Regions from separate parts of the Homo sapiens genome. Here region 2 is linked to region 1. A link is an interaction called in ENCODE POLR2A ChIA-PET data of the cell type or tissue named here. Cell type or tissue: B cell. All regions are shown on one strand.

Region 1 (5,000 bases):
GAGGAACTATTTTTTGTCTGATAGGTGGCTGGGGACAGAGAAGTCCTAGCCCCAGATCTCCCAGGGCTGCTGGGCGTATCACAATACCTAATTTTTATCGAAAGTTTATTCTGTGCCAGACACTTTCTAAATTCTCTATATCAGTTCATCCTCCTAACAACCCTCTAAAACAAATGCTATTATTATCTCCACTTTAGACAGAAGGAAGTAAGGTCAAAGAGGTTAAATAACTTGCTCAGGGTTAGCCGTCTATAATCCCGGTTGGGCAAGGATTCAAAATAGGGGTGTCTATTGCAGGAGCCTGTCCTCTGAACCACAGTGCTGTGATTCCTCTGGGGATCCCCATTTGAGTTCATGGCACTGGCATCCTTCCAGTTCCTTCAAACATCAGCATTGCCATCCATCCTTCCCACCACTCACCACCTATGACTCAGTAAGGAATAGAATTGTATCCATTCCTCTCTTTTCTTCCCCAGGCCCAACACAAATGCCCTAATTCAGGTCTTTTTTTACTTCCTATCAGGATTCTTTTTTTTTTGAGATGGAGTTGGAGTCTTGCTCTGTCGCCAGGCAGGAGTGCAGTGGCCCTATCTCGGCTCACTGCAACCTCTGCCTCCTAGGTTCAAGTGATTCTCCTACCTCAGCCTTCTGAGTAGCTGGGATTACAGGTTCATGCCACCACACCCAGCTAATTTTTGTATTTTTAGTAGAGGCGAGGTTTCACCTTGTTGGCCAGGCTGTTCTCGAACTCCTGACCTCAAGTGATCCACGCACCTCAGCCTCTTAAAGTGCTGGGATTACAGGCATGAGCCACCGCGCCCGGCCCGATCAGGATTCTTGGTCTTTTATGGTTATTATTTGTTACTATAAAGATGGCCTGGGCCAGGAGCGGTGGCTCATGCCTGTAATCCCAGCACTTTGGGAGGCCAAGGCAGGAGGATCGCTTCAGCCCAGGAGTTCAAGGCCAGCTTGGGCAACATAATGAGATCCCATCTCTATTTTACATATATTAGCCAAGTGTGGTGGCTTACACCTGTAGTTCCAGCTGCTAGGGAGGCCGAGGCTGGAGGACTGATTGAGCCTGGGAGGTCAAGGCTGCAGTGAACTGTGATCGTGCCACTACACTCCAGCCTGGGTGACAGAAAAAGACCCTGACGAAGAAAAAAAAAAGTAAAAGGAAAAATGATATTTATTGTATTTATTTATTTATTGAGATGGAGTCTCACTCTGTCGCCCAGGCTGGAGTGCAGTGGTACAATCTCAGCTCACTGCAACCTCCACCTCCTGGGTTCAAGCCATTCTCTTGCCTCAGCCTCCTGAATAGCTGGGATTACAGGTGCGTGCCACCACACCAGGCTAATTTAATTTTTTTTTTAGTAGGGATGGGGTTTCACCATGTTGGCCAGGCTGGTCTCCAACTCCCAGCCTCAAGTGATCTGCCCACCTCCACCTTCCAAATTCTGGGATTACAGGCGTGAGCCACCTCACCCAGACAAATATGATATTTAAAAAGGTAGCATGAGTGCATTAAAGGAAGCTTGACAAATAGGCAAAAATCCAACTAGAGCCCAATCCTCTTTTTTTTTGAGATGGAGTCTCGCTCTGTTGCCAGGCTGGAGTACAGTGGCGCCATCTCAGTTCACTGCAACCTCCGCCTCCCGGGTTCAAGCGATTCCCCTGCCTCAGCCTCCGGAGTAGCTGGGACTATAGGCAGGCACCACCACGTCCAGCTAATTTTTGTGTTTTTAGTAGAGACGGGGTTTCACCATGTTGGCCAGGATGGTCTCGATCTCTTGACCTCATGATCCGCCCACCTTGGCCTCCGAAAGTGCTGGGATTACAGGTGTGAGCCACCGCGCCCGGCCTAGAGCCCAATCTTCTTGTTACCACCAATCTTCTTATTACCACCCATCCACCTTTTCCTATCACACAAGTTTTAACAGAATTGAAGCCACTTTGTATGATTTTTTTTTTTTTTTTGAGATGGAGTTTCACTCTTGTTGCCCAGGCTTGAGTGCAATGGTGTGATCTCGGCTCACCGCAACCTCCATCTCCTTGGTCTCAAGTAATCTGCCTGTCTCAGCCTTCCAAAGTGCTGGCATTACAGGCACTAGCCACTGCACCTGACCTAGCAGCCTATTTCATAACAGCAAAAAAGTGGAAGTAACACAAATGTCCATCAATTGATGAAAGGATAACTATAGGGCCGGGCACGGTGGCTGACGCCTGTAATCCCAGCACTTTGGGAGGCTGAGACGGGCAGATCACGAGGTCAGGAGATCGAGACCATCCTGGCAAACACAGTGAAACCCCGTCTCTACTAAAAATACAAAAAATTAGCCGGCCGTGGTGGTGGATGCCTGTAGTCCCAGCTACTAGGGAGGCTGAGGCAAGAGAATGGCGTGAACCCGGGAGGCGGAGCTTGCAGTGAGCCGAGATCGCGCCACTGCACTCCAGCCTGGGCGACAGCAAGACTCTGTCTCAAAAAAAAAAAAAAAAAAAAAAAAAAAAAAAAAAAGAAAGGATAACTAAAATGTAGTATATCCATATAATGTAATATTATTGAGCAATAAAAAAATTAAGCCAGGTGCAGTGACATGTGCCAGGAGTTTGAGTCCAGCCTAGGCAACATAGTGAGACCTTGCCCCTTAAAAAAAAAAAAAAAAAGAAAAAAGAAAAGAAATACTGGTACTTGCTACAAAATGGATGAGTCTTGAAAACCTCATGCTAAGAGATAGAGGCCAGTCACAAAAGGTCATATATTGTATGATTCCATGTATATGAAATGTCTTATAGACATAGATTAACGATTACCTAGGGCTGAGAGAGTGGGGAAAATGTGGAATGACTGCCAACGGATACAGGTGTTCTTTCGGAAGTGATGAAAATGTTTTAAAATCAATTGTGGTGATGGTTGCACAACATTATGAATACGCTAAAAGCTGCTGAATTGTATACTTTATTTATCTATTTATTTATTGACAAGGTCTCACTCTGTTGCCCAGGCTGGAGTGCATTTGCCTGATCTTGGCTCACTGCAACCTTGACCTCCTGGGCTCAAGGCATCCTCCCACCTCAGCCTCTAGAGTAGCTGATTACTACATGCTTGTCTAATAGTTGTATTTTTTTGTAGAGACAGGGTCTTATTATGTTGCCCAGGCTGGCCCCCAGCTCCTGGACTCAAGTGATCCTACCACCTCAGACTCCCCAAAGTACTGGGATTACAGGCGTGAGCTGCCTGGCCCAGCTGAATTGTCATTTTCATTTTACTTTTTTGAGATGGAGTCTCACTCTGTCACTGAGGCTGGAGTGCAGTGGCACCGTGTCAGCTCACTATAACCTCCATCTCCTGGGTTCAAGCAATTCTCGTGCCTCAGCCTCCCGAGTGGCTGGGATTACAGGCACCTACCACCATGCCCAGCTAGTGCTTTTTTTGAGACAGAGTCTCGCTCTATCCAGGCTGGAGTGCAGTGGCGCCATCTCGGCTCACTGCAAGCTCCGCCTCCCCAGTTCACGCCATTCTCCTGTGTCAGCCTCCCGAGTAGCTGGGACTACAGGCGCCCACCACCACGCCCGGCTAATTTTTTGTATTTTTAGTAGAGACGGGGTTTCACTGTGTTAGCCAGGATGGTCTCGATCTGCTGACCTCGTGATCTGCCCGTCTCAGCCTCCCAAAGTGCTGGGATTACAGGCATGAGCCACCACGCCCGGCCATGCCCGGCTAGTTTTTATATTTTTAGTAGAGGTGGGGTTTCACCATGTTGTCCAGGCTGGTCTCGAACTCCTGACCTCAGGTAATCCACCCACCTCAGCCTCCCAAAGTGCTGGGATTACAGGGGTGAGCCACTGCGCCCAGCTGTCATTTTTATTTTTATTTGTTTTGTTTTTGAGACAGATTCTCACACCGTTGCTCAGGCTGAAGTGCAGTGGCACAATCTCAGCTCACTGCAACCTCTGTCCCGGGTTCAAGCGATCTCCAGTCTCAGCCCCCAAGTAGCTGGGATTACAAGCGCCTGCCACCATGTCCGGCTAATTTTTGTATTTTTTGTTGTTATTGTTGAGATGGAGTCTCGCTCTGTTGCCCAGGCTGGAGTGCAGTAACGTGATCTCAGCTCACCGCAACCTCTGCCTCCTGGGTTCAAGCGATTCTCCTGCCTCAGCCTCCCGAGTAGCTGGGATTACAGGTGTGTACCACCATGCCCAGCTATTTTTTTCTATTTTTACTAGAGACGGGGTTTCATCATATTGGCCAGGTTGGTCTTGAACTCCTGACCTCACGTGATCCGCCTGCCTCAGCCCCTCAAAAGGCTGGGACGACAGGCATGACCCACCATGCCTGGCTCCCATTTATTTATTGAGGGGCCTTTTAAAAAACAAAACAAAACCTATTTTGCATAAATTAATTATACAAAAATTATTTATTTATTTATTTTTAGGATCAGAGTCTTGCTATGCTGCCCAGGCTGGGCTCAAACTCCGAAGCTTTTTTTTCTTTTTCTTTTTTTGAGATAGAGTCTCGCTCTCACCCAGGCTGGAGTGCAGTGGCGCAATCTTGGCTCACTGCAAGCTCCGCCTCCCAGGTTCATGCCATTCTCCTGCCTCAGCCTCCTGAGTAGCTGGGACTACAGGCGCCCGCCACCGTGCCCGGCTAATTTTTTATATTTTTTAGTAGAGAAGGGGTTTCACCGTGTTAGCTAGGATAGTCTCGATCTTCTGACCTTGTGATCCGCCCGCCTCGTCCTCCCAAAGTGCTGGGATTACAGGTGTGAGCCACTGCGCCCGGCCTCAAACTCCGAAGCTTTATAAAGGGATCCTCCTGCCTCACCCTCCCCAGTAGCTTGGACTACAGGTGTCCCACACTGCACCCTACTTATACAAAAACATTTTAACTCTTTATCATATTTGCTGCAAATATATTTCTCAGCATATTGCTTTCTTGTTTGTTCTCTTTAGAGGTTTGGTTTCGTTTTTACTTATACATATATACACCAAAGTTGTAA
Region 2 (5,000 bases), 200 kb before region 1:
AAATCAACAACAACAACAAAATGGGTGCGTGGGCTGGGTGCAGTGGCTCACAACTATAATCCCAGCACTTTGGGAGGCTAAGGTGGGCGGATTACTTGAACCCAGGAGTTCGAGACCAGCCTGAGCAACATGGTGAGACCTTGTCTCTACAAAATAAAAATAATAATAATAATAAGCCAGGGCCAGGTGTGGTGGCATTTGCCTGTAGTCTCAGCTACTTGGAAGGCTGAAGTGGGAGGATCACTTGAGCCCAGGGGGATGAGGCTGCAGTGAGTGGTGTTTGTGCTACCACGCTCCAGCCTGGGCAATATAACGAGACCTTCTCTCAAAAATAAAAAATAAAATGTGTGCACGTGTGTATGTGTGTTTGTGTGTGTGTATGTATGAGCTAGCATAACAAATCACTATTTTATAGCTTCTTGATAGTAAAGAATTATAGAACCATTTAATCTAATTCAGGTAATAAAAGTATAAACCAAAAACTTAAAAAAAAATACCAATCCCAGCACTTATCATAGTACCTGGGAATAGTCTATTGCAGCCATATAAGAAATATTTGTTGAAAGAGGGCTAAATCTTAGAGGGTACATTTGTAAAATTTATCTAACATAATATATAACATTTATAGTACATATAATAAAAACTTGGAAAAGCAACGCCAAACATCTAACCCAATGCCTGGTACACAGCTTGTGCTCAATAAATATTCAATAAGTGAATAAACCAAATACGACAGACATGAGTCAGGAGCAAGAAAAGAGTTCTGACAACTTATTTTTCCAGAAACTACCAAGAGAGCTGGAGATAATATCTGCAAGTTAAGGCTGAGGTTTGCTCTAATTCCAAAGTAGGAAAGAATTTTATGACCAAGTGGGGGTCAAACATTTTTCTCAATCAGAGAGCAAGGCTCAAGGATGTTGGCAGAGATGACCACAGCCCATAAGCAGAAAGGAAAACCAGGACCCTAAACCCAATGAGAAGGTAGGTGAAGCAAGTTTAGAGAACTGATAATCCCACTGATCCTAGCAGCAGCACCAATTTAAAGTTCACTCAGGGTGGAGTCTGAGTCATAGGGTTTAGTGTCCAGGACCAACACGATTGAAGGAAAGGAGCTTCAGTAGTCAAATCAATCTACCATTAGACCACAGGTATCTTCGAAAAAGATTTTGCACTCTGTAAATGCATCCACATTTTATGCTTTTTTAGGTTTTGTTTTTTGTTTTTTTAAATCAGGCTTTCCTTACATTTCTTAGGAAATTTTTTTTTTAAATTCCTGTCTCAACTGAACTAGAGGTTTTGTTCTTGTTTTTTATTATTATTATTATTTTATTCTTGCCTAGGTTTGGAGAATACAGAGGTCCAAGTACCCTAGCTTCTGTCTGGGTGGAATGTTAGCAGCCACCGGGGCAACCCAGTGGAGCTAGTGAGGTTGGAACAGTGAAATAATCCCTGGGAATGGAATTGCTGGGGATCTAATTCTCTTGCCTTTCTATCTGAGTAGTTCTTTCACAAGGAAACAAAGCAAGGACATAAGACAGGAAAAAAAAAGAGAGAGGAAGAAGAGAGGGAAGGGGAAAAGGAAAGAGGAAAGAAAGGGGAGGGGACTGGGAGGCAGGGAGGGAGGGAGTGAGGGAGAGAAAGGAAAACCTAGAAGGCATTACCTTCAAAATGTACACTTGTTTCCTTCCCTTCTCACCATTACACTTATCAGGTGTCAGCTGGCTCTATGGGTGACCTGTTCTTCATACTGCAGGACATACATGCTGATATTGTTTGGGCAAACTTATCCTGAGGGTATTTACCACTCTGGGAATATATATTTGGAATGAAGATAAAATCATCTTCCAACCTGCCCTGTGACAATCTCATCTCAGAACTTCAGATCTAAGCAGGTGATTAAGGTCTCCCACCAGGCAGGCTGAGAAACTGTTTAGAAACCTGAGTAAGGTGGAACAGTCTAGATTCAGTTAGTAGTCTCTAACTCAGTACCCACAAAGGCAGTATATGTGTCGGCCTTATGTTTTTTTTGCTGTTTCTTTGGGACTGTTATCTGCAAAATCTGAGTGCTAACCTAATGTCCTGGAGATGCCAGGTGGAGGGTATTCGCCCTAAGCAGTAAGAAAAATAGTCTAACACTGGCTCTTCTCTCTCCAGGCTCTTAGAAAGGAATTCCAGACAGGGCTTGGAGGCTTCCCATTAAAGTTCTTAGTACTTTGTACTAGTGAAATGGAAATATGTCCTGACATGGCACAGAAATGACAGAAGACTGGAACCAGGCTAAGCCAGACCAAGCTGAGTGACACACCTTTGCAGTAACTGAATTACGTCGCTTCTCCTTCCCCAGGAAGTCTGACGGCTACCAGGCTCACCTGGGTTGTGATTCCACACCATCCCACCTGGCCAAGGCGCTAGACTAGGACTCATGCTTGACTAGCTCTTGGCGGGAGAAAGATAAGGCACCACGTTTATAGATGAAGGAGGAATCTCTCCATTTTCTTTAGGCTTTCCTTCTCACTGATAGCACCTCCAAAAGGATTTACTACCATCTTTTCTGAACCTTTGGGGAGGGGGTTTCTGGGAGATTCTAACAGTACTTCTCTCTCACTTTTACTGGTCAAAACCTGACAGCTACTTGGGGGGCTGAGGCAGGAGAACTGCTTGAACCCAGGGGCCAGAGGTTGCAGTGAGCCAGAATCATGCCACTTCACTCCAGCCTGGGCAAAAGAGCGAAACTCTGCCAAAAAAAAAAAAAAAAAAGGCACCAGAGAGCTCTCTTGCTATCTGTCACATGACGACACAGTGAGAAGGCTGCCATCTCATAAGCCAGGAAGACAGCTCTCACCAGAAACTGACCCTGCTGGACTTTGATGTGGGACTTCTAGCCTCCAGAACTGTGAGAAAATACAGGAAGGTTTGAGTGGACAATGAATGAGAAAACATAGCCATTATGAAAAGATTAAGGTTTCCCTTCGACAAAGGTGGCAAGGCAATTAAATAGGGAAAAAATAGTCTTTTCAACAAATGGTACTGGGACAAGTAGTTATCCACATGCAAAAGAATGAAGTTAGATCCCTTCCTTATACCACACATAAAACAACTCGAAATGGATCACAGATCTAAATATAAGGTCTAAAAACGATAAAATTCTTTTTTTTTTTTTTTTTTCGAGAGGGCGTCTCGCTCTGTCGCCCAGGCTGCAGTGCAGTGGTGCAATCTTGGCTCACTGCAAGCTCCACCTCCCGGGTTCACGCCATTCTCCGGCATCAGCCTCCCGAGTAGCTGGGACTACAGGCGCCCGCCACCACGCCCGGCTAATTTTTTGTATTTTTAGTAGAGACGGGGTTTCACCATGTTAGCCAGGATAGTCTCAATCTCCTGACCTCATGATCCGCCTGCCTCAGCCTCCCAAAGTGTTGGGATTACAGGTGTGAGCCACTGCGCCCGGCCCTTAAAAACTGTAAAATTCTTAAAAGTAAATCTTCATGACTTGAGGTCAGGCAGTGATTTCTTAGATAAAACACCAAAAGCACAAATGAAAAAGAAAAAGTGGATCAATCTGAAGTTTAAACTGTGCTGCAAACAATGCCATCAAGAAAGTGAAAGGACAATCCACAGAATAAGAGAAAATATTTGCAAATTTTGTCTGATAAGAAACTTGTACCAGAATATATAAAGGACTCTTATAATTCAACAATAAATTACACACAAATAATACAATTTTTAAAAGAACAAATTATTTGAATAGACAAGAACAGATACTCAATATCATTAGTCATTAGGGAAATCCAAATCAAAACCACAATGAGATACCACTTCACACCCATTAGGATAGTGATAAAAAGAGAATAGCAAGGCTGGGCACAGTGACTCATGCCTGCAATCCCAGGAGTTCAAAACAAGTCTGGGCAACATGGGGAGACCCCCATCTCTACAAAATTACAAAAAAAAAATTAGCCGGGTATGGTGGCGTGTGCCGGTAGTCCCAGCTACTTGGGAGGCCAAGGTGGGCAGATCACTTGAGCCTAGGAGGCCGAGGCTGCAGTGAGCTAAGGTGGAGCCACTGCACTCCAGCCTAGGTGAGAGCACAGACCCTGTCTCAAAAACAAACAAACAAACAAACAAACAAACAAAACAATAACAAGTGTTGGCAAGGATGTGGAGAAGAACTCTCATACATTGCTGGTGGAAGTGTAAAATGGTACAGCTACTTCAATTTATAGGAAAGGTCCAGAATATGCAAATTTGTAGAAGCAGAAAGTAGATTCATGGTTGCTTAGGGCTACAAGGAGGGTTAGGGAAGAATAGGGAGTGACTGCTATTGGGTATAGGGTTTCTTTCAGGGGGAACACAATATTCTAAAGTTAGATTGTGATGATGGTTGTACAACCCTATGATTATACCAGAAAACATGAACTGTACACTTTAAGTGGATGAACTGTATCATATATAAATGATTATGGCCTCCTTGGCCCCAGCAGTTTTTGAGCAAGCTGCTTTCTCCAACCAGTTCCACACAGAATTAATGTGGTGATTCCCAGGGTGATTCACTCACCAAGAAAACTTTTCTAAAGCTTGCATATGTTAGCAATGCTGATGGCAGTAGGAAAAGGAGCTCACTGGGCCATGGACTATCCTATAAATTACAGAAGCTGGAGTTTCAGGAGCTTCTGGAGAGAGAGGGCTCTGTGGTGCAATACCACAAAAGGTGGCAGAGATGACGAGTGAGACTGGTGCTGAAGGGCACATGCTCAGGAAGGACTGACCCTACCTGGAGGTGAGAAGAGTCCAACTCATGGTAATATGTATGATATACTTAAGTCAAAAGTTCTGCATGTGGCAAAGGATGTCAACTTTTGGCTGCTGGAATAGGATGTTGAGGGGGGTGGCAGGGTTGGTGGATGAGAAGAAAGTTTCTCTTATTCTCAACATCCTTTACCAATTTATTTTTCCAGCAATAGTTGGAGTTGCCCACATTATTCAGGGAAACAGAATTGGGAAGA

The links. ChIA-PET counts read pairs that join two places held together with the same protein. Peaks named below come from ENCODE experiments on the same cell type or tissue, not always from the same donor. Only the 100,000 strongest peaks of a DNase experiment are listed, where the experiment ranks them.
Region 2: POLR2A ChIA-PET joins it to region 1 with 6 read pairs; 3 of 35 experiments call an interaction of 5 or more read pairs at or near these places.

The regions. Positions count from the first base shown.
Region 1 is chr10:102,090,636-102,095,635 of GRCh38, forward strand. No RefSeq gene overlaps it. Among named protein-coding and RNA genes, the nearest start is that of LDB1, 27 kb to the right of the region's middle. In B cell, no CTCF peak of the experiment used is centred here; no DNase peak of the experiment used is centred here.
Region 2 is chr10:101,892,132-101,897,131 of GRCh38, forward strand. The region is part of intron 23 of ARMH3 (armadillo like helical domain containing 3); the gene reads right to left. Among named protein-coding and RNA genes, the nearest start is that of KCNIP2, 51 kb to the left of the region's middle. In B cell, no CTCF peak of the experiment used is centred here; no DNase peak of the experiment used is centred here; H3K27ac peaks cover 894 bases.